Linked DNA regions of Homo sapiens: region 2 is linked to region 1. Evidence: read pairs that join two places in POLR2A ChIA-PET (ENCODE). Cell type or tissue: MCF 10A. All regions are shown on one strand. Each heading gives the region's core, and the rest is flanking DNA. Links, peaks and the distances in the headings are about the cores only.

Evidence for each region. ChIA-PET counts read pairs that join two places held together with the same protein. Peaks named below come from ENCODE experiments on the same cell type or tissue, not always from the same donor. Only the 100,000 strongest peaks of a DNase experiment are listed, where the experiment ranks them.
Region 2: POLR2A ChIA-PET joins it to region 1 with 5 read pairs; 3 of 35 experiments call an interaction of 5 or more read pairs at or near these places.

Annotation. Positions count from the first base shown.
Region 1 is chr5:149,591,333-149,603,659 of GRCh38, forward strand. It overlaps ARHGEF37 (Rho guanine nucleotide exchange factor 37), which reads left to right. Exons shown (of 13, transcript NM_001001669.3): 2 at 6,427-6,623; 3 at 9,776-9,899. The coding sequence starts at 6,438. Among named protein-coding and RNA genes, the nearest start is that of ARHGEF37, 16 kb to the left of the region's middle. In MCF 10A, for the core only: no CTCF peak of the experiment used is centred there; no DNase peak of the experiment used is centred there.
Region 2 is chr5:149,290,421-149,302,747 of GRCh38, forward strand. It overlaps AFAP1L1 (actin filament associated protein 1 like 1), which reads left to right. Exons shown (of 19, transcript NM_152406.4): 2 at 9,089-9,217; 3 at 9,851-9,934; 4 at 10,713-10,810; 5 at 11,998-12,106. Among named protein-coding and RNA genes, the nearest start is that of AFAP1L1, 25 kb to the left of the region's middle. In MCF 10A, for the core only: no CTCF peak of the experiment used is centred there; a DNase peak (open chromatin) is centred at 6,151.

The DNA of each region.
Region 1 (12,327 bases), core at 3,807-7,806:
TCGGCCTCCCAAAGTTTGAGGATTACAGGCGTGAGCCACCGTGCTCGGCCAGCCTTTGTCTTTTTTTAAGAGATGAGGTCTCTCTCTATTGCCCAGGCTGGAGTGCAGTAGTGCCCTCATAGCTCACTGCAGCCTTGAACTCCTGGACTCAAGTGATCCTCCCTCCTCAGCTTCCTGAGTAGCTGGGATGATAGGTGTGAGACCATTTGCCTGGCTTCTCCCAGGCTTTTAAGCTGCTTTGTCCTGAGAGTATTGCAAAGATAGTGAATAACTTAAGCTATATAGACAGTCGCCGACTTATGATGATTCGACTTTATGAATTTTTGACTGTAAGATGGTGCAAAAATGATACACATTCAGTAGAAACCGTACTTTGAGTACCCATACAACTATTCTATTTTTCACTTTCAATACTGTATTCAATTAATTACTCTAGATATTGAACACTTTGTTATAAAACAGATTTTTGTATTAGATGATTTTGGGCAACTGTAGGCTAATCTAAGTGTTCTAAGCATGTTTGAAGTAATCTAGGCTAAGCTATGATGTTCACTAGGTGTCAGGTATATTTCATACATTTTTTACTTATACATTTTTCAACTTATAATGGGTTTATCAGGACATAACCTCATTGTAAGTCGAAGAGCATCTGTATAATATTTTGCTTTTACATTTTTATTTTGAAATAATTATACATCAAGGTGAGGTTGCAACAATAGCAAAGGGAGGCCCTCTGTACTGTTCACCCATGTTTCCCCAATGGTTACATCTTATTTAAATATAGCACAACATCAAAACCAGGAAATGGGCATTGGTATAATATACGTGTTTGTGTTTGATTGTTCTATTCCATTTTATCATGTGTAGATTTGTGTAGTCACCACCTCAATTAAATTACAGAATATTCTGTTGTAGACAATAACACTGTCACCACAAAGTTCTCTCTGTTACTATTCTTTTATACTCACACCTACCTGCTGTCCATCCCCATCTCTAACCAGGCAGCCACAAATCTGTTCTCTATCTCTACAATTTTCTTTGTTATTAAATGGAATCACACAGTATGTGACCTTTAAAGATTGGCTTTTTTTCACATAGCATCATGCCCTCGAGAGCCATCCAAGCTGTTGCTGTATCAGCAGTTCGTTCCTTTTCATTTCTGAGTATTCAGTGGCATGGATGTACCACTGTTTGTTTAACCATCATCTATTAAAGGAAATTTTGGTTGTTTCCAGTTTTTGAATATTACAAATAAAGCTTCTGTGAACACTTATGTACAGGTTTTTGTACATAAGTTCTCTTACTGCGGGATGTCCAGACATGGAATTGCTGAGTTACACAGAAAGTGTATGTTTTATTTTTGAAGAAACTGACAAACTGTTTTCCAGAGTGGCTGTACCATTTTACGTTTTCTTGTTTTTTTTGGTTTGTTTGTTTTTGTTTTTGTTTTTGTTTGAGATGGAGTCTCGCTCTGTCATCCAGGCTGGAGTGCAGTGGCACGATCTTGGCTCATCACAACCTCCGTCTCCTGGGTTCAAGCAATTCTCCTGTCTCAGCCTCCTGAGTAGCTGGGATTACAGGTGCCCACCACCACACCCAGCTAATTTTTATATTTTTAGTAGAGACGGGGTTTTGCCATGTTGGTCAGGCTGGTCTTGAACTCCTGACCACAGGTGATCCACCCACCTCAGCCTTCCAAAGTGCTGAGATTACAGGTGTAAGCCGCTGTACCCAGGCATTTTACATTTTCACCAGCAGTGTATGAGAGATCCAGTTTCTCCACATTCCTGCCAGCATTTGATATTCTATAATATTTTTTTGGTAGCAGCTTTACTGAGCTATAATTCATATCATATGGTTTGCCCATTTAAAGTGTACAAATCAATAGTTTCTAGTATATTCACAGACTTGTGCAACCATCACCACAGTTTAGAACATTTTCATCATTTCCCCAGAAAACGTTGCATCCTTCAGCTCCAAACTCCAATTCTCCATCCCCTCAGCCTTAGGCAATTGCCAATCTTTCTGTTTCTATCTGTTTCTATAGATTAGCTTATTCTGGTCATTTCATATAAATGCAATAATAAAATATGTGACCCTTTGTGATTGCCTTTTTTCACTAAGCATAATGTTTTTAAGATTCATTCATGTTGTAGAACATATGAATACAGTTGATCCTTGAACAACATAGGGGTTGGGGTACCAACATGTGCCAGGGAAAATCCACTTATAACTTCTGACTCACCAAAAACTTAACTACTGATGGTCCACTGTTCACTGGAAGCCTTACTGATAACATAAACAGTTGATTAACACATATTTTGTATGTTATATGTATTATATACTGTATTCTTAAAGTAAGCTAGAGAAAAGAAAACGTTATTTAAAAAATCATGGAGAAGAGAAAAAATGTTTACTATTCGCTAAGTGGAAGTGGATCATCATAAAGGTCTTCATCCTTGTGGTCTTTGTGTTGAGTAGGCTGAGGAGGAGGAGGGGTTGCCCTTGCTGTCTCAGGGGTGGCAGAGGCAGAAGAAATTCTGTGTATAAGTGGACCCATGCAGTCAAACCCATGCTGTTCAAGGGTCAATTGTACTTCATTTCTTTTATTGCTGAATAGTATAGATATTTTTCCTTTAAACAATTATTAGTTTATTTTTCATGCTATTTTAAATGGATATATAATAGTTGGGGAGTATATGTGATATTTTGATACCTGTATACAATGTGTAATGATCAAATAAGGGCATGATGTTTTTAAAGAAATAACAATGAGGTTTTTCCATTACACAGGCTATAATCTAAGGGATAACACATGCTGCTACAGAGAGGTTTTTCCTGCTAGGAGGTCTAGATTGCAATTAACCTAAGTGCAAATTAATGCTGTTGTAAGTCTTTAGTAGTTCTCTGTAAAGTATTTCTCATGATTTTATTTATTTAGCAACAGTTTTGAGTTGTGGAACCTGAATAGCTTTCCTGAAATTCTATGGGGATCTTTCTAGAGAAGCTGTGCACAGGTAGTGAATGTTGCCATTCAGGCCAGGGACAAATCAGCAGATCACGGGGTGTGTTTGGGAGCCAGAATACAGCTATGCATCAGACAGATTTGTTTCAGGATCTTTCTGGGCCTTTGCCCTCTGTACATCCCTGCCCTCCCCAAACATCCATTTATGTACTCTCCGATCTATGGAACAATGGCTTCGGCCTAAGACAGAAACTTCAACAAATACTAATACATCCATAAGAACCATTTATGTAGCAAATAGTATTAATCATGGGCATGGTGAGGCACAGAGGAGGATACAAGATGAATAGGTGCTCATCTTGCCTCCAAGAGCTTAGTGTCTAGCCAGGAAAATGAGCACGCTGAGCACAAGGTTACATGGGATCTGTGCCATTTTAAATATTATGAAGTATTTTAACCATCCAGAAAATAACAAAGCACAAAACAACAAATACCCACGTACTTACCTCCTAGCTTTGTTTAATTTTAACATTTTTGCCATGTATCCTTTGTACTTTTTTAAACAAAGTATCTCAGCTACTCAGCAATAAAAAGGAAGGAACTATAACTATTGATACCCACAATATACATGAATCTCCAGGGAATTATGCTGATTGAATAAAGCCAATCCTAAAAGATTACATACTGTGTGATTCCATTTACATGAATTTCGGGAAAGGACACAATTATAGAAATGGAGAACAGGTTTGTGGTTGCCAAGGATTAGGATAGGATGGGGACTGGAGCGAATTAGGTGAAAAGGCAACATGAGGGATGTTGTGTAACAATTGTGTATCTTACTGTGTTCATGTTTCTTTTGTTGTTGTTTTTGTTTGTTCGTTTGTTTGTTTGTTGTTGAGACAGGGTCTCGCTCTGTCACCCAAGCTAGAGTGCAGTGGTGCAATCTTGGCTTACTGCAACTTCTACCTCCTGGGCTCAAGCAATCCTCCTACCTTGGCCTCCTGAGTAGCTGGGACCACAGGCATGTACCATCATGCCTGACTAATTACAAAAAAATTTTTTCTGTAGAGACGAAATCTCACTATGTTGCCCAGGCTGGTCTTGAACTCCTGGGCTCAAGCAAGCCTCTTGCCTTAGCCTCCCAAAGTTCTGGGATTACATACATGAGCCACTGTGCCCAGCCCTATTTGGTACTTGTAAAACATTATACAGGTCTGTATTTTTTGTCCTAGTGTCTTTCCTCTTTCCCTGTTTCTGTTTTGGCCTGTATCTGACTGGTTGGTTATCTGACACTCTTGGGGTCTACTCCTGCTCTTGTTGTTTCTGCTGGTACTCACTCACAGGGGCATTCTTATATTTTTTATTCTAAACTCATCTTCAGGACATGGTTATCTGTGGCCTAGGTTAAAGACGTGTCCTTCTGGAAACATTTTATTTTGTTGTGGCCACTCAGAATTCAGGATTTCTTTTTGTATAAATTTATCAGCTTTGGGCCACCTGGACCACATGTGTAGCATTGATTTGGACCTAAACCCAGTGAAGGCAGGTGTGTTGTTACGAATTTATGTTATGAAGGAGACCTTTTTTCCTCACCCAGAACCCAAGCCAGGATGAACTGTCTTTGTCATCTTCTGTGTGGATAGCTGCATTTTTTTTTTTTTTTCCTGATCCACCATTTCACAGAAGTCCTTGTGGCTGGGGGGGTCCCAGTTCTGTGAAGGAGCTTGTCTCCTATTCCTACCTGGGCACTAATGCCCAAGTCTCTGGTTCACTGAGTTTCAAATACTGTCTTCCTTACCCACCCCTCTACTTTGGGCCACAGCTGCATCAGCTCAGCTGCTCCCCACCGTAGTTTTCAATTCCCTGTTTGAGGGCCCTAGTGATTTCTTTTCCTCCCTTACAAGATCTGTCATGCAGTTAAAAAGTTTATTATAACTGATCTAGCATTCCTAAGTGTTTTGTAGTAGGAAAGTTTTTCAGATCATCTTGTCCATGGTATTGCCCTTTACGCTTTATTATTATTTTGAGATGGAGTCTTGCTCTGTCACCCAGGCTGGAGGGCAGTGGCACAATCTCGGCTCACTGCAACCTCCACCTCCTGGGTTCAAGTGATTCTCTTACCTCAGCCTCCCGAGTAGCTGGGATTACAGGTGTGCACCACCACACCCGGCTAATTTTTGTATTTTGAGTAGAAATGCGGTTTTACCATGTTGGCCAGGCTGGTCTCGAACTCCTGACCTCAGGTGGTTTGCCCACCTCAGCCTCCCAAAGTGCTGGGATTACAGGCGTGAGCCACCGCACCCGGGCCCTTGATACTTTATAAGTTAGAGATAAAGGATTGCAGGAGTTTCAGAGAAGAAAAGTGCAGCTGGTGGGAGTGAGAAATGAGGGGAGGATCAAGAGTAGCCTTAGAGAAGTGAATGCTGGGGGATAGGAACACAGGAGGGGGCATGGCAAGTGCAAAAGCAGGAAATGCCAATGCAAGTATGGAGAAGAGCGCTCAACTCTCTTTCCACTGCAGTACAACCTGTGAAGAGGAAATGAAGTTAGAGCCTGGAGTGCAGTCTGTGAAGGGGAAATGAGGTTGGAATCAGATCACTGAGCAGCAGGAAGCTACTAAAGTCTTACAGCAGGGCACACCATGTTCACAAGCTTTGTTTCAGGGAGTTTAAACTGGAAATGTGTCCAGAAAGAATGGGTGTGGTGGTGGCAGGAGAGCAGTGTGGATTAGGAAGGATGACTCTGAGGGCTGTGGAAATAGCCCAGGCGATGGGTAGTAAGGCCTAAATGGGGTAGCTGGTGGGATGGGGTGTAGGGGGACCACTGGGAGAGGGTGAAAGAGATTCAGCTGTACCAGATAAAGAAATCTAGGTCAAGAGCTGGATTGGAAATAGAAGAAAAGCCAGGCAAGCATGTTGTCTGGGTCCTGGGAAATGAATTCAAAATGTCAAGAATTATCTATTAAAAAAAAATTTTTTTTGTAAGAATCTTGCTCTGTTGCCCAGGCTGGAGTGCAGTGGTGTGATCTTGGCTCACTGCAACCTCTGCCTCCCGGGTTCAAGTGATTCTTCTGCCTCAGCGTATCTGAGTAGCTGGGACTACAGGAGCCCGCCACCATGCCTGGCTAATTTTTGTATTTTTAGTAGAGACGGGGTTTCATCATGTTGGCCAGGCTGGTCTCGAACTCCTGACATCAGGTGATCTGCCCACCTTGGCCTCCCAAAGTGCTGGGATTACAGGCATGAGCCACCACCTAAAATGTCAAGAGTTATCAGAGCTGTTACCTGCCTTTCAATATTGTTCAGGTACTGCCTACAAATGCTAATAAACAGTTCATCTTGACTCTGTTTGCAGCTTAAGATGTTTTTAGGCCTCTTGATGAGTAATTGTCATTGAATTAGAGACAGCATGTCCCAATAGTTCTTCCTGGAAGTGAGTGGGGATGCTTTTGCTTTTCCCAGAACCTGCTGACATGGCCAAGCATGGAGCCGACGAGCCATCCTCCAGGTCAGGGAGTCCGGACAGGGAAGGTAGGGCCTCTGAGGACAGATCGCTGCTTCATCAGAGGCTGGCTGTCCGGGAGCTCATCGACACTGAGGTCTCCTACTTGCACATGCTCCAGCTCTGTGCCTCTGACATCAGGAGCCGCCTCCAGCAGGTACTTGGGTGGGGTCACACACAACCTGTCTTTATAGGGGCAAATGTGGGTCCCAGCTTCTGAGATTTCTCATCCATTCCTGGGGCAAGCTTGACAGAAAGGAAGCGTGGTAGATGTGAAGTCTGACAGACCTGGATGTAAGCCCCAGTACTTCTTTTCCTTGGCCGTGCAACCTCCATCAAGGTCTTCCATGGCTTAGAGTCTTAGTGTATTCCTTGGCTAACTGGTGAGCGGAATAATCACTGGGAGACCTATGTGAGCTAATGAACAAGCCCTTTTCAAGTTTGGAACAGATTGCTTAAACTGACTCTTCTTCTTCTTCTTCTTCTTCTTCTTCTTCTTCTTCTTCTTCTTCTTCTTCTTCTTCTTCTTTCTTCCTCTTCCTCTTCCTCTTCTTCTTCCTCTTCCTCTTCTTCCTCTTCCTCTTCTTCCTCTTCCTCTCCTTCCTCTTCCTCTTCTCCTTCTTCTCCTTCTCCTTCTTCTCCTTCCTCTTCTTTCTTCTTCCTCTTCTTTCTTTTTCCTCTTCTTCTTCTTCCTCCTCTTCTTCTTTTTTTCCTGCTTCCCCTTCAAGGGTCTCTTTATTCGATCACAAAGTCACTGTCAGCGACTTGGCCTGGCCCTCTATGGCTTCCAACAAGGAAATGCTTAAAAGTCAGGAAATGCATTTGCTGCCTTTCCTAGTACCAAAAATTGACTACAACCTCTTTGGGTACCCTGAGATAAATCAATAGCATTTGCTTTTTCTTTACTTTTCTAACAGAATTCCAGAAAAAATAAATCTCATATATATATATCTATATATAGATATAGATATAGATATAGATATATAGATATAGATATATAGATATATATATGTGTGTGTGTGTGTATATATATATGTATATTTATATTTATATACACACATTCATATATAGAGAGATCCCTCAATCAAGAAGAGGCAAAGGATCCAGCATCCTCTGAGGTGCCCCTTGGCCTGGTGCAGGAAGGCCAGGAGGCACCAGCTGTCTTGGGAATCACCTTGAGATGTGCAGTGCTGAGCTGGTGTGGCATGGATGGGGGTCTGCAACAGCCTTCTCCCTCTAAGGAAGGTGGAACTAGGACAAACCAGGGGAGCCCTCACTCAAGCTTTCCACACATCCTGAAACGTGAGCTGTACCTGATGGAGCTTTGAAACTAAAACCCAAAGTGCAGATACAAAAGGATTCCCTGATAGGCCTCTAGGGGACTGACTCCTTAGGGAAGAGTTCCAAGAGCATCAAGCAGCAGGGGCTGGGGGAGCCAGCAGGGAGGACATACGCCCACAGCCCCCAGGCCCCCGAAGACAGGTGTCATGGACACAGAGGCCTGCTCAGCCACAGGAGAGGGGCTGGGCTCTGTCCCCTCCTCAGGTCTCCAACCACAGCCCCTGCAGGCCCTCAGGCAGGGGAACCCAAAAGGCCAGGGCAAGGCTCGGCTCACCCAGGAAAGCCCAAGGCAAACTTATTTATTTATTTATTTATTTACAGGAGACAGGGTCTCACTACATTGCCCAGACTGGTCTCAAACTCCCAGGCTCAAGTGATCCTCCCATCTCACCCTCCGAAGTCAGCCTCCTGATTAGCTAGGATTACAAGCACATGCCACCACACCGAGCCATGACCTACATTCTAACTGTCTCATTTGCAGGGTGGTGACATGGAGAAATTAGCACTGTGAGAGTTACTATTACAGTGCTTATTTTTTACATTTTCTTTTTTGGGTTTCAGAAATAATGCAGGCTCTTGCTTGCTACGTTTCAAGCATCCCCTAGCATTTGAACTCCATAAGGGCAAATATTTTGTTAAGTTGATTATATCCCAGTCTTGACACATAAATAACAGACTTAAAATTAGTCTTTCTTCATTGAATGAAATACCAATGTAGATAATGTAGAAAGTGAAGTACTTCTTTTATTTTACCCTCCAGAAATTGGGATTTTTCTCTATAGGCATTAAACAAGCAAATACAGTCTTATGTCACTTAACACCAGGGATATGTTTTGAGGAATGCATAGTGAGGCAATTTCATCATGTGTGAACATCATAGAGTGCACTAATACAAACCTAGATGATATAGCCTACTACACACCTAGACTGGATGGTATGGCCTATTGCTCCTAGGCTATAAGTGTGTTCAGCATGTCACTGTCCTGAATACTACAGGCAAATGCAGCACAATAGTATTTATGTATCTAAACACAGAAAAGGTACAGTAAAAATATGATATTATAATCCTATGAGATCACCCTGGTATATGCAGTTTATCATTGATTAAAATGTTATTATGCAGTGCGTGACTGTATATGTTGTTATTTATTTTAACAGAAACAAGAGCAGACTCTAGATATTGTTCTTCAGTTAGCTTTCCCACTTGAATGTGTGTCCAGCACATCCTTCCATGCTTGTGCATTTATATAGATGTCCTGCATCTTTTTAAACAGTGGTATAGCCTGGTTAATAGGGGCCAGAGAATGCATCTTGAGGTCATGGTGGTAGGTGCCAAGTATGTCAGAGGTGGAAAGAAGTCTAACTTCTCACCCTTCAATGACAGATGGGGAAACTGAGAGAAGCTAGCTGGCAGCAGACCTAGGCTAAAACCCCGGTTCAGCTTTTCTTCCCCACTGAGTACTCCGTCTGTTCCTCTCTTCTTGTAGAGTAATGAAAATACCTAATTTTTTTTTTTTTTGAGATGGAGTCTCGCTCTGTCGCCCAGGCTGGAGTGCAGTGGCACGATCTCGGCTCACTGCAACCTCCACCTCCCAGGTTCAAGCAATTGTCTACCTCAGCCTCCCGAGTAGCTGGGATTACAAGCACCCACCACCATGCCGAGCTAATTTTTGTATTTTTAGTAGAGATGGGTTTCACCATCTTGGCCAGGCTGGTCTTGAACTCCTGACCTCATGATCCACCCGCCTCATCTCCCCAACGTGCTGGGATTACAGGCGTGAGCCACTGCGCCTGGCCTGAAAATACCTAATTTATAACGTTTCAAAATCCTTGCAAAATTCCACTGGGGCAGCCAATCTTCTCAGGAGTGATGGGAATGGTGTGAGTGTTCTGTCCTACTCTCAAAAGCCTGCAAATACATTCTATGGAACTCCCAACCACCTCTCATGGCTTCTTTGTTCCTTCCAGTTGCCGCAGGGAGATCTGGATGTCCTGTTCTCAAACATTGATGATATCATCAAAGTGAACAGCAGATTCCTCCATGATCTGCAGGAGACAGCCTCCAAGGAAGAGGAACAAGTGCAGCTAGTTGGTAAGCAAAAAACCTAAGGAGTTGTCAGCCTTAGATTCTCATGGAACTGTTCTCAGCGAGTGGTCACTGCTTAACTGTCTCCAGAGTTCCAGAGAAATGCAGCTCAACGGCAGTCTGTTTTGGGGATCTCCAAAACACAACATATCAGAGCCAGCAGGGCCCTCAAATAACAACTAGTCCAGTCCCATTGCTTTACAGAGACCGAGCCCCAGAGACAGAGAGGAACATGCTTACAGTCACGGAATTGTTAGTGATGCAGCTAAATCTTTAGTCTGTGTCTCTTTCACATTCATTCATCCAACGGTTATTTAATGAGCACCTGCAGTGTGCAGGCACAGCATCAACGAGAGAGTCTGAGCTTCTATTCTCATGGGGTTGACAAGTTAGTGACAGAGACAGAAGATAGACAAACAACAGAATTGTAGGTAATAATTTGTAATTTAAAGGAAATAAATAGTCATGGTAACTTCTGGGTGTGAGGGAAGGCCTCTGGAGGAGGGAACATGTGAGCTGAGATCTGAGTGTCAGGAAGGAGCTAGCCTTGAGAATATCTGAAGGGAGAGTAGAGAGCATAGTTGTGCAAAGGCCCTGAGGCAAGGATGAGTCCAGAATGTTTAAAGGACAGACGGAAGGTTGATGTGGCTCCAGGGAAATTAGTGAGGGGAGACTGTTGGGGATAAAATAGAAGAGGCACGCAAGGACCAGATCATGCACAGCTTTATAGGTCATGGCAAGGAGTTTGGAGTTTATTCTAACTGTGATGGGGAGCCACTGGACAGTTTTGAGTGGGGAAGTGACACGGTTTGATTTATGTTTTTCTTTTCTTTCTTTTTTTTTTTTTTTGAGACGGAGTCTCACTCTGTCGCCCAGGCTCGAGTGCAGCGGCATGATCTCGGCTCACTGCAACCTCCGCCTCCTGGGTTCAAGCAATTCTCCTGCCTCAGCCTCCCGAGTAGCTGAGACTACAAGCGTGCGCCACCATGCCTGGTTACTTTTTGTATTTTTAGTAGAGACAGGGTTTCACCGTATTGGTCAGACTTGTCTTGAACTCATGACCTCTTGATCCACCTGCCTTGGCCTCCCAAGGTGCTGGGATTACAGGCGTGAGCCACTGTGCCCAGCTGATTTATGTTTTTCAAAGATCTCTTCAGCTGCTGTGGACAATGGATTATGAGGGGGTGGTGAGAGTGGAAGCAGCGAGATCAGTTGGGGGCTTTACTGTGGCCCAGATGAGAAATGAGGATAGTCTCCTTTGGTTTAATTTTTTTTTTTTTGAGACGGGATCTCACTCTGTTGCCCAGTCTAGAGTGCAATGGAGCAATCATGGCTCACTGCAGCCTCTACCTTCCAGCCTCAAGGACCCTCCTGCCTCAGCCTCCTGAGGAGGATAGTCTTCTTATTCTGAAATGGTTAGGATGAGCACAGCAGAAAGAAAGGAGGAGTGGGTCCAAACCTCATACCTGTCTCCTTCTGTCTCATCCCATCTGCTGCCAGGATTCCCATGGTGAGGGATTTCCTAGTGGAGTCAGGAGATATAGGTGAATGGGTGGGTGTCAGATTCACTACAGTGGCAGAAAGGAGGAGGAGATGAAGGTACCCAGTACTGTGGCCACCCAAGTCCCCTTTTACACCACCAATCTTCTAACCTTTCCTGAACACGAATGATGAGGATGCAGATTAAAAACAACAAATATGCAAAAAAAAGTTTTATTTTTTTTTGAGATGGAGTCTCGCTCTGTCACCCAGGCTGGAGTGCGATGGCATGATCTCGGCTCACTGCAACCTCTGCCTCCTAGGTTCAAGCGATTCTCCTGCCTCAACCTCCTGAGTAGCTGGGATTACAGGCGCCCGCCACCACACCCGGTTAATTTTTGTATTTTTAGTAGAGATAGGGTTTCACCATGTTGGCCAGGCTGGTCTCGAGCTCCTGACCTCAGGTGATCCGCCCACCTCAGCCTCCCAAAGTGCTGGGATTACAGGTGTGAGCCACCGTGCCTGGCCTAAATACGCAAACAAATCTTAAAAACCTACTTTCTGAGTGTTTACAAAACGCTAAGCACTGTTCTTATGTACATATATTAATTCACTTCATCTCAAAATAACCCTGAAATGTAGATACCATTATCTCATTTTACAGTTGAGGAATCTTTGGCACAGAGAGAGGCAATAACCTGCTTAGTCACGCAGCTAGGGGCAGAGCCAGGATTTGAATGCAGGTAGTTGGCCCTGAGAGTCAGAGCTCTTAACTGCTACACTGAATTGCTTCTGCATGGTAGAAGGTGAGACTTAAAGCCTGTATACTGTGTGTTTATCATTCCTCTGAAAATATAGTTCTTTAGTAAAATAGCAATGTGAGTTACTATTCCCTACAAATGATAAAGGAATGCAAAATTAAAGAACAAGATTTTAAAAAGCACCTGTAGGCCAG
Region 2 (12,327 bases), core at 4,091-8,090, 300 kb before region 1:
TACTGATGGTGTACATGAGGCACAGGTAGTTACGGGAGTGCCCCAGAGGTACACAGTTTGGAAATTGGGGAACAGGAATTAAACTCAGGTGGTTTAGGTTGCTCAATATCTGTTATTATTTCTGAATGTATATGTTAGAATTAAAATCCACCAACTACAAAATGTGCATCACTAAATCAATTGGCAGCCGTATTCATGTGAGGGATATAAGTTGAACAAAATAGAGCATTTGGGAGCCTAGCCAAGTGAAAAATTGGTCTTTTGCTTCCTTTTACATGCTGAGGGTACTTTTTGTTGCCTGATTTTTTTTTTCTTTTTTTCAAGCATCTCTTTACTATACTGAGCCACTATAAGGCCAGACATGGTTTTAAAATCACATTAACTAGCTGTTAGACTTTATCAACTCTTAAAAGAAAATAAAGTTTGCTCCAAGAATTTATTGTTCCATGTATACTTAAACATTTGCCCTATGTTTGGCGCTAGCCAAAGCTGGCAATGTTCGTGCACTCAAGGAACTCAGGCTTAAGTTGGGGAAAGTGACCATCATCAAAAAATACATAAGTAAATACAAAATCTTGCCATGTGAAGTGCCACAGGGAGAGATACTTGATGCTACCATGGCATAAAATGGGGGGAGTAGGTGCAGTGAAGAGAACAAGGAAGGTATCCCTGAGGAAGTCAGGATTGAGTAGAGAGCTAAAGAGGATGTTACTGGCTGGCAGCGGAAGGGAGTTCTGATAGGCAAAAAGAACAGCTCTTCAAAGTCCCTGAGTTGAGAGGTGAGGAACAGAGCGTGAGGACAGCCTGGAAGGAGGTGTCTCTGGAAAAGCCTACAGGGTGCCTCACGCCTGTAATCCCAACACTTTGGGAGGCTGAGGTGGGCAGATCATAAGGTCAACAGACCGACACCATCCTGGCCAACATGGTGAAACCCCATCTCTACTAAAAATACAAAACTTAGTTGGGCATGGTGGCGCACACCTGTAGTCCCAGCTACTCGGAGGCTGAGGCAGGAGAATTACTTGAACCCAGGAGGCGGAGGTTGCAGTGAGCCGAGATCGCACCACTGCACTCCAGCCGGACAACAGAGCGTGACTCCGTCTCAAAAAAAAAAAAAAAAAAAAAAAAAAGAAAGAAAGAAGAGAAAAGCCTGCAGGGTTTGAAAGTCACAGAAAAGGCTGCTCTTCCTTTCCTTCACCCTACCCAAGCACTGAGCTCACATCTGATCAGCATACTGCTTTTCTTTCCAGGGCGACTTGCCTCCCCACTGGTACTGTGGGTCATACCCCACTGATATGTTAATACAGTATGCAGAAAGTTAACTCTAAAATCATGATCAGAAATGTTCAAAGTAAGGCACTGGTTCTTTCTCCAGAACAGGAGCCTTTATGAGATGGAAATTGGGTCATTTTCCTTTGCATAAGAAAGGAAATTTGAGTAAATCAAAAGAAAAATTGTAGGCCCTTCATAAAACCACAGTCTCACAGTGGTCTTTTTCCATTTTTAAATGGTGCTAGTTGCATTTACTCTGACTTTGAAAACAAAGAAGGATAAGTTATCTTTGTGATCTCTGTAAAGAGGCTGGTCAAATAGTGAGGTGGGGAAAAGAGAAGTTGTATATTTTCCTATGGCTTTGCATTTAATGAATTTGTAATTTGCAAGCTGTTTCCAAGCATTTTTGTACGCTCCAGAGTCTGAAAGGTACACAGGAATGAGATCATGAGTCCAAGTGCCCAGCACTGGGCCTAGTTTGATAGGAGCCAATACAGGGTTTATTATTCTTGTGACTTGCTGATATTTAATTACTCACTTGTCTTTTGTTATGAACTCATTATCTTTGCGATCTCTAAATAAATCTGACCTTCTGAGCGCTAGTGTCCTTTCTGGTTGTGATAAATACCTCTTGCTTTTCACTCAGGCTGCATCAGGGATGTGAACCAGGTAGCAAGTGGTAGTACTTTTTATTGGTAGCTTAATTTCTGCTATCTAACATCTTATTTTGATTTCAGTCATGTGGGGAGGAGTGAGGAGAAGATAGAAAAGTGATCTTACTCTTAGTTGGGCACTCACCAGGAACAATAAGCATTTAACAGCCTAATCTTAGATATATTTTAAATAGGTTTCTAAATTTATTTGAAAAACTTTTTTGCAACCCAGAGAATAATTATCCTTCATCTTGGGTTTCTGAGCCTCTGTCTCACTTAAAAGATTGAAAACTTATAAACGATGATTAGTCCATTTCTTCCTGTTGTATCTTTTTCTCATCATTGGAATTCACTGTACCTCCCTAAGACTCAACTAAACCAAGCAAGATAGATGGAATTTATTCGTGGTTCTAAATAAACTGGAGACATAGAGACAGTTCTGTCCTCATGCCCGAGTCTGCCAAGAGCAAAGACAGGAGATGGGGGCAGCTTAGGAATTGGGAACAAAGTTTTTCCTGACCGGGGACAGCAAGGACCCAGGATTCCTGGGTTGCGTTACTACCCCTCTGTCTAGAAGATATTGTCTCCTCACCTTGCTTGGAGGGGGTCCTTGGAATGTGAGCACTCTGAGGGAAGGGGCTTCGCCAGCTCCTTGTGCCACAGCCATCCCAAGCTCAGTGTCAGGGCCAGAGCCATGAATAGTTCACAGGATGAGGCTTGCAGAGTCCCACCATGCCCTCTTGTCCCTGTACCATCCTCCTTTGTGCCTACCACTTCCCCTGAAACTCCATGGGGCGATCACAGATGAGTGAAGAGAGCAGCCATCGAGTGCCTGAGCACCATACACATCAGTTCATTTCATCTTCACCGTGACCTTGTGAAGCAGCTACTGTGATCACCCCCACTGTTTGCAGATGAAGAATCAGAAGCTTAGGAAAGTTTAGAAATTTCCCCCAGAGGCCCACAGCTAGAAAATGACAGAGCTGGGAGGGGAGCCCAAATTCTCCAAGCCTGTGCTTTTAGCCACTCTTCCATGACTTATCTTAAGCATCAAGCTTTGTGTTAGTATTGTGTGAACTTAACACAAAATACTTTTTCCCCCAACTGGTTGTGTGACCATAACTAAGTTAAATAACCTCTTGGACACTCACTTGCTACATGTTTAATATAAGAGGATTAGACTAGGCCATCAAAATATTGTATTCATTGAGTAAATGTTCATTGGACATCTACTGTGTACTGATTGAAACACAGACCCTGTCCTCCTGGAGCCTATTAGAACTATAGCAAATCTGTTCCTAATGCTATCTGATCAATACTGTGGAGTCTCCATAGTTGTGGAAAGTATTAGAAAATAACAACAATGACAAAACAACATGCAATATGGCTATCATTTAGTGAATGTTTGTTCGAAGCACGGTGCCATGCAAAGTGCTTCACAAGCATAACCTTACCTAGTTTTCCAGCCCTATGCGGTTGGGATCCTATTATTCTCATTTTGCCTGTCATAAAACCAGGGCTCAAAATTTCTAATGTGCCCATCATTGCACAGCTCAGAAGTGGCAGTGCAAGAATCCCAATATACATGGGTCCGACCCCAGAGCCCTAGCCACTGCACTATTCTAAGCAAGACTCCATGCTCCAGCTATTTGTAATCTTCAGGGGCTCCTATTCCCACCTTGATTCTCAGTTATTTCAGAAGAGGATAACTAATGATATTTTTTTAAGGAATAGGAGAGGTTTTCCCACATTCCTTATGTCCTCTGTAGCATATTTTTTCTGGTGGAGTATTTTGCAGAGGTTGAACCTTGGACTGCCCCCATCAGAATCACTTGGAGTACTTGTAAAAATGCAAGTTCCTGGATCCAGGACAGGCCTAGCAAATTAGACTTTCTGGATAGGAGGTCTGGGAATGTGCATTTCCAACAATCCCGCTGGAGGAGTCTTTTCTTACTAAAAATCGAAGTTACTGTCCTGTTGGTATCACTTTTCATATGCCTTATACCCATACGACCTCTCCAATTTAAATTCTATAATGTTTTAAATCTCTTTGGTTTGAATTCTCTAAAATTAAAGATGAAGCTGTCATCAGACTTCTGTATTCACTGTGATTGAAAGCTAGCTTCTTAGGGTGAGCTCTGTATTGTTCTGGAAGAGCCCAGCACTGGCTGAAAGGTTTCTTACATCCGTGATGTATATCGGGTTTTCTCTGGGATGAGATCCCTGCTGTTAATTCAGGTATTTGCTTTCAGTGGTCTATTTTTTTTCTATGAGATCTTCACAGCTGAAGTTCTGAAGTTCAAACAGGCCCAGTGGGGAGAGGGCCTTCACGCAGGAATTTCAGCCTCACGGTGAGGGTTTCCACCCACAGGTAAAGGTATCCCCAGATCAGGAGCCCCATGAAGTCATGGCCCAGAGCACTCCACTGGAGGGCTGTGAGAGGAAGCCCAGTATTCACATCTGCCCACCTCCCCCCAGCCCCAGCCTGGCCTCCTAGCCTCTGCTGCACTGAGCTGGGCTGAAGTCTTCTGATGGAGCATTCAGATGTGGGGTCAGACAGGCCAGGGTTCAAAGCCTGACTTTACTGCTTACTGGCTGAGTAACTTCACTTCTCTGAGCCTCCATTTCCTCCTTTGTAGGGCGCTGGAGGATTAGATGAGATAATGTGCATTAACTGCCCAGCACAGGGTAACTGCTCAGCTCCAGCGAAAGACTTGCAGGTTCAGTGCAAGCTGTGCTTTGCCCCATGGTTCCCCTCCCTCTGCCCCTGCTGCCTGCCAGATCCGTTCAGGTCGCAGAAACCCCACCAGGACTGGCAGCCCCTCATTCTCCATCTGCTTCTCTCAGATGCATTCAGTCCCTTTCTTCTCCTTTGGTCTGTTTGAACTTTGGTGATCAAATCTCAGTTAAAGGAAGAGCACTTAGATGTCAAGGTCCCATGTTAAGAATCCCATCAAAGACCAGGAAGGAAACAAAAAAGGTATTACAAAGCTTGGGTGCGAGAGCTCAGGTTTTTAAATGCAGAGCGCTCATGCAGAACCAAACTGTTCTTACTTTAGAAACGACTATAGCAAACCTTAAATTAGAAGCAGTAGAGCATTTAGAAGCCAGAAAGCTGCCACCCATAGGCATTTACTGATAGCAACAAGAAATTGCTGGAACCTCACAGCAAAAAGAAAGAAAGACAGAAGGAAAGAAAGAAACAAAAGAAGGGAGAGAGGGAAAAATAAAACGAAAAAAGAAAAAGAGGGAGGGAGAATGGAGAGAAAGAGGAAGGGAGGGAAGTGGGGAAGGAGGGAAGGAAGGAAGGGAGGGAGGAACAGATTTAAAAATCCCAAAAAGTTTTGCAATCCTTAGTCGTTCATTGGCGGGGGCAGCAGTTTTTAAAGTTTTAAAGTGTAGCTAGGGATGAGGGAGTTGCCTGGGGGCAGTCCCCAAGATGTTTTCAGGGGGTTTGTAAGGTCCAGACAACTTCTGTGTAGTACTAAGACATTATATACCTTTTCACTCCCATTCTCTACAAGCTTACAGTGGAGTTTTCCAGGCACAACCTGTGGTGAAGGGGTAACTTTGAAGGCTAGTGGGATAAGTATCTTTGTGTTCTTGTGTTTTAAAGATTTTTCAGTTTTAATGTTAATGCAATAAATATTGATAGATACAACCCACATAAAACAAAAGCAATTTGGAGTCCTCAACAATTTTTTTTAAGAACGGGTTTTGCTCTGTTACCCAGGCTGAAATGCAGTGGCACAGTCACGACTCACTGCAACCTCCTCCTTCCAGGATCAAGCAATCCTCCCACCCCAGTCTCCTGAGTAGCTGGGACTACAGGCACATGCCACCACTCCCAGCTAATTTTTTGTATACTTTTGTAGATGGGATTTCGCCATGTTGCCCAGTCTGATCTCAAATTCCTGAGCTCAAGTGATTCGCCCACCTCAGCCTCCCAAAATGTTGAGATTACAGGCGTGAGCCAACACGCCTGGCCCAATAATTTTTAAAAGTATAAAAAGACCCTGATACCAAAAAGTTTCAGAATAACCGGTATAGGGATAAACAGCCCAGTGCACCCCTGAGCCATAACATCCTGTGGGAGAGCAGAGAGGTATCATGTGCTTTTGAATGTGAGTCGTGGCTGCAGGGCCACAGGAGGGCTCCCAGGCCACCTGTGGCTGCCTTCTTGCATCTGCCGTTGCCTCCCTTGTGAGTAATTACCTATGAGGGAATACGCATGTTTGTGTGTATGAGACAGAGAGAGAATGCGCGTTGGGACAGTTGGAACAATCTCTTATTCATTTTTTCTAAGCCCTGCCCAGGGGCCAGGCTGACACATAGTTAGTGCTCAGTAAATGTTTTGGAATTGAGTTAACCAACATTTAGTGTATGTATTAGTCTGTTTTCATGCTGCTAATAAAGACTAATAAATAAATACCTGAGACTGGGTAATTTATAAAGGAAAGAGGCTTAATTGACTCACAATTCATCATGGCTGGGGAGGCCTCAGGAAACTTACAATCATGTCAGAAGGGGAAGCAAACACATCCTTCACATGGTGGCAACAAGGAGAGATGCCAAGAAAAAAGGGGAAAAGCCCCTTATAAAACCATCAGGTCTCACTATCACGAGAACAGCAGCACAGGGGTAACCACCTCCATGATTCAGTTACCTCCCACTGGGTCTCTCCCATGATACGTGGGGATTCTGGGAGCAACAATTCAAGGTGAGATTTGGGTGGGGACACAGCCAAGCCATATCAGTGTGTCTGTTGAGGGCGCTAGAGAGGTTTGTTATTCCATTTGAAAAGATTTCCTTGAAAACAGCTAAAGTTTGGCTAAAATGATTTTAAATAATTACCTGCTTTAAAGAGGGAAACATATTCATCCAGAACCTGTGTTTATTTGATATGGCAGGGCCCAGGCCCTGGAGGCAGCAGGACCTCCAGGCGCCTTTCGCCTGGGCTCTGGAGGCAAGCAGTGACCCCCCAGAGCTGTGCCACTCTGATCCCTAGGGATCACACAGACTTAGAATCAGTCTGGCTCTACCTCTCAAGCTGTGCCACTATCCCATAGCTGCCACAGCCTCAGCGTCATCTTCTGAAAAAAAAGGCATCCCAATAGGACTGCTCACAGATGTGCCCTGGGGATTGGATGGAAACACGCACAGAAAGCCCCTCCCTCAGTGTCTAGCAGCTGAGAGTGCACATGAGATAGGAGCTGTCCACATCAACCTTCAGCTCATTGTCAACGAGTTTGGGGTGATGATGGATTTTGCCACAGAGAGACTGCAGCATCATGTTTTCCTAACAAGGGTCACTATCTATACATAAGATTTATATTTAAAAGAAGGTCCTAGTGTGGTCATCTGTTCATTCCTGTCTTGTCAGACACATGAAGAGCACCCACACTGAGCAGGCCCCAGACCAGATGATAAGTAAGCAGAGAGTCACAGTCCAGTCCACGCCTGCTAGAGCCTCACAGCCTGCCAAGGGAGGCAGACACTCAGGGATCAGCACAGATCAGTGTAGTAAATTCTTCAGTGACAGCAAGAATAGCTGACTTGTGGTGAGCATTCACTCTGTGCTGGGCAAGGCCCTTTGCATGTCTGGTGTCATTAATTCTCACAGCCACCCTATGAGGCAGGTGCTGTTATTATCCTCCGCCTTTACAGGAGGAAACTGAGGAACCCATAGGGTAAGTGATTGGCTAGTGAATGATAGGGCCTGAATTTGAACCCAGGTGATCTGGCTCCAGGGCCTGTTCTCTTCTGCAAGGTGCTGTATCTCCTCCTACACCTCCAGGCCCTGCAGCTCCGGGTCAGTGTCTCCTGTTTCCTCAGGAGGGCCCAGGGTGGGGAACAGCACATGGAGTTAGGAGTCATGGCTGGAGCTGAAGTCCTGGCTTTTCTTCTTGCCTCTGTGTAACTTCAAGCAAGTTATTTATCTTCTCTGAGCCTTAGTGTCTTCATCTAAAAGGTAGGGGTGATCATGGGACCTACTTCAAAACTTGCTGGGAGGAACAAAGAAAATACTGTGAGTCAATATATCTCTGTGGTTAAAAGAAGAGAATGAAGAAAGCAGCTTCACTCTAGGCTCTGCTAGCTGTGTGATCCTGGAGAAGGTATTTAACCTCCTGGAGCTTTAGTTTCATCCTCCATGTAATGAAGATAATAAAATACTTGATATACGATTTAAATGAGACAATAAAATGTAAAAGGGCTGAATATAACTGATAATGATTGTTCAGTACAGGTTAGCTTCTGTTATCATGCCTAAATGCTTAGTGGGTTGCAAAGCAGGGCAATACTACTGTGATGAAGCTGGTCTTTGGCTCTAAGGCAAACCAAGTCCCAAGTTACTTTTCAGGACAGGGAGACATCAGTGACATCATGGTCTTGGCACACTGAAGTCCTTAAAGGACTCTGTGCTCTAGGATCTTGCAACTCAGATGGTCCAGGACCACCAGCATCAGCTGCAGCTTGGTGCGGATCAGAAATGCAGAATCTCGGATCCCACCGCACACCTCCTGAATCAGAATTTGCATTTTGACAAGATCCCCAGGTAATTCTTACACACACTCAAGTTTGAGAAGCATTGGTGTCACGTGGAAAGAAAGAATGGCACTGATAACATGGAGTGAGGAGGGTTAATGTTTAGTTTGGCTGTGGCCAAGGCACCGGAAACAGAAGGTTCCAGAGATTGAAGCACATGAACTGATGGGACAGGAAGGCTCTCTTTCCTGCCTGTGTCCTGGATGGCCAGGGGCTCCAGCCTGAGACCTGTGCTGAGCTTCGAGCTGCAGTGAGAAAGGACCCTGGTCAAGCAAAGCAGAGGGCAATCTGGGACAGAGGGAGGCCTGAGAACCTCTGCTCGGGGCTGCCTGAGCTCAGGGTTGCCAGATGAGCCCAGGGAGGTCCAGTCCTTGGGCCAAGGCCATCTGAGGTAGAGTGGGGAGACCCGGAGAAACACCACAGGACTAACTGAGCAGGACCCTCTCACGGGAGCTGCGTGGCAGGTCTGGGACAGCTGAGAGCCCCCAGGTCCGCTTGCACACCCGGACCTGCCCTCTGACCCCTTCCGCCCAACTCTAGGTGGTGGGGGGCCGAACTCCCGGGCACAGAGCTGTGACTGTGCAGCTGTGACTGTGCCCGTCTGCCTTCCTCCGCAGTGCTGGAGCAGCTGCTCCCAGAGCTCACCGGGCTGCTCAGCCTCCTGGACCACGAGTACCTCAGCGATACCACCCTGGAAAAGAAGATGGCCGTGGCCTCCATCCTGCAGAGCCTGCAGCCCCTTCCAGGTTAGCCGCCAGCAGCCTGCCTGGAGGAGCTCCACTTATGTAGGACAACAAAACCTCCCTTCACTGACTCAAGAACATGCAGGAACCCTCCGCCCCACCCCCACCCCCAGGGGCTGCCGCAGGAGGAAGGCTAAGCCCTGGACACAGCGTCCAATGCATTCCATGCGAGCTCTTGCCCAATGTCCTTGTCCACTGGGGCCCCACCTCCCCACCGACAGCCCTGGCTGTGCTCTTTGTACTCCTTCACCCCTGCCCTCCACACACACACAGAACACACACACTCACATAGAACACACACACCCACATACCCCCCACACTGACCTACAACACACACAGCCCCTCACACACCCACCACACCTGACACATGACATGCACACACCCTAGCATACGCCTGACAGCCCCAGTAATCTGTTTCCATACTGGGCTTCTGGACATCCTTTTACTTGGAGAAAGAGATCCTCAATAACAGTGTAAAAACTAAAACAAAGTTTGAAAACCAGTGAAATAATTTAGGACTTGAATGCGCTTTGCAAAGTGAGCACTGTGTCCCATGTGGGCTAGAAGTATGAGTGGGACGGGGGAGACCTGGTCCCTCCTCCTTCACAGCTGGCATGTCCCCCTTCTTCCTCACAGCAAAGGAGGTCTCCTACCTGTATGTGAACACAGCAGACCTCCACTCGGGGCCCAGCTTCGTGGAATCCCTCTTTGAAGAATTTGGTAAGTGACCCTCTCCCAACCTCAGCTACGGAGCCATCCCTCTTTCCCTGTGTATGCAGAAGGGTCCCCCGACTGGGCTGGGCTTGGCTCTAACATCGCATCATTAAGTCGCTTTGGGCCAGTCCTTGGCCCCTCTGGGTTCTGCCAGCTCTGAAAGTCTAATCAAAGTCTGCATAGGAATAGGAATTCAGCTCAGAGACTTGAGGAATGGTAGGGATGACCATGCAGTCCAAAGAAGGCATGGCACATTAGGGTGTTTCCTCACCGGCCACTCCCAGGTGATTGCCACTTGAGACACTGGGCTGAGCGATGCAGTGGCTCAGCAGAAATGATAGCTTGCATGGCTGCCACGGGCATGGGAGCAGCTGAGCTGGCTGCATGCAGAGTACCTGCCGTCCTAGCCCTATCCTGAGGGAAGACAGCTCTGTTCAACACAGAAAGAAAGCTACAGGCCTTGGTGAGAGAGTTTTGGGGACTCATAGACTTAGGGAGCACACTGTGCCTTTATAGCATAACCCTCAAAGATTTCCAAAGTACCAAAACAAGTATGATTTTATTTGATCCTCTCTACAATCCTGGAAAACAGACAAGGCAGGCATCATTGCCACCACGTACAGATGAGTTTCAGAGTCAAAAGTCATTTGTTTAGGGTTACTAACGGAGGGGTGGTGGAGCCCGACCTCACACTCAGGCCTCCTGACCCCAAATCCAGCCCTCTTCCCCTGGTCTGTGCTGCTCATCCTTGGCTTTCTTTGCCCAATGGCCTGTCCCTCTGTAGACTGTGACCTGAGTGACCTTCGGGACATGCCAGAGGATGATGGGGAGCCCAGCAAAGGAGCCAGCCCTGAGCTAGCCAAGAGCCCACGCCTGAGAAACGTGAGTCATGGCCTGGGTTCCCACACCTCAGGGCCTCTGTCCCTCTGGAGGAGGCAAGGGAAGCTCTCCCCTTCCCACTGGGTGCTCTCCTGGCGGTTCTGGACCCTGTTGTCTCTCTCGGGTTGTGGGTGAGGGCACAGGCAGCACCATGTGAACATTTCAATGGCCCGTGATGTGCTCGCTGTGTGTTTTTTTTCTTATTTATTTTTATTTTTATTCTTTATTTTGCCACCTTCCTGACTGGGAAGTCACAGTGTTTGTGCTGAGCAGGGAGAATGTGGTGAACTTACCTGTGCCCTCAGGCCCGAAGGACGTCACCAGCCCAACTTCCGATTGCATAACATAAGCCAGGCTATGGAAAAAGCTCTGGACCAGGAGTTGGGTGACCTCTGCCCACCCCCATGACTCTGCTGTGTAGCCTTAGGCGAGTCGCTTCTCTTCTCTGAGCCTGAGTTTGTCACCTACAGAATGAAAGACTGGACCAGATATAGGATGCGCAACCTTGGGGCCATGGAATTAGAGCAAGGGGCTCATAATCACAACAAGCTTTGTCTGTCAACTGCATAATTCATTGTCATCATCACCAGCAACAGTACCAGTCACTAGCAACTTACTATGTCCTTTACATGCTGACAGCAACTGAATGAGGCTGGCACAATTGTTATCCCCATTTTACAGATGAGGAAACTGAGGCTCAGAGAGAATGAGTGATATGACCCATGTCCCACAACTCACACGTGGCAGAACTTAGCTGTAAAGCCACGGTTCCCCTGGCCCAGTGGCTCAGCACTCAGCTGCGGGTGGTCCTGCCTCACTAAAGAACAGGCCTCACGCTTCCTTGTCCTACTGCACCTCGTGTGTGTGTAGACGTGGTTACAGAGTAGTGCAGAACTCACAGTAGCTTCTGGTAATTCTGCATGTGCTCAGTAAAAAGTATGACTACTACTGTTTGGCAGTCCACAAAACTTGCAGACATTCCAGGGGAACCCTGATGATTAAAAAAAATTGGGGTAAGAATCACTGGATAAATATGCCCTCGAGTTTTACCAGCTCTGTGGCTCTATAAAAGGTATGGCTTCACATTCACACTGCCTCCTGCCTTCTGCGAGCTCCTGCCTCCCTCTCCCTCAGCCTCTCTCTCCCTACCCTGCTCCGCTCCCCTAGCCCTCTTTTTTGTCCCCTTGCAGGCGGCCGACCTGCCTCCACCGCTCCCCAACAAGCCTCCCCCTGAGGACTACTATGAAGAGGCCCTTCCTCTGGGACCCGGCAAGTCGCCTGAGTACATCAGCTCCCACAGTAAGTTCTGGTCCTCTTGGTGGGGCTGGGGACTTCCTGTCCCTGAGAAGCCAAATTTAAGTTCCTCTGTGTCCTGTGGGAGCTGGAACTGCAAGCCTGTCACCCTCCCAACCATGTCACCATTGGCTTAGGAGAAGCTACCCTGGGCACCTGGCCTCTTCGGTGACAGCCTGGGTGGACCAATATGTGGGGCCCCAGGGGCTGGGGGCTTAGGTTCTAGT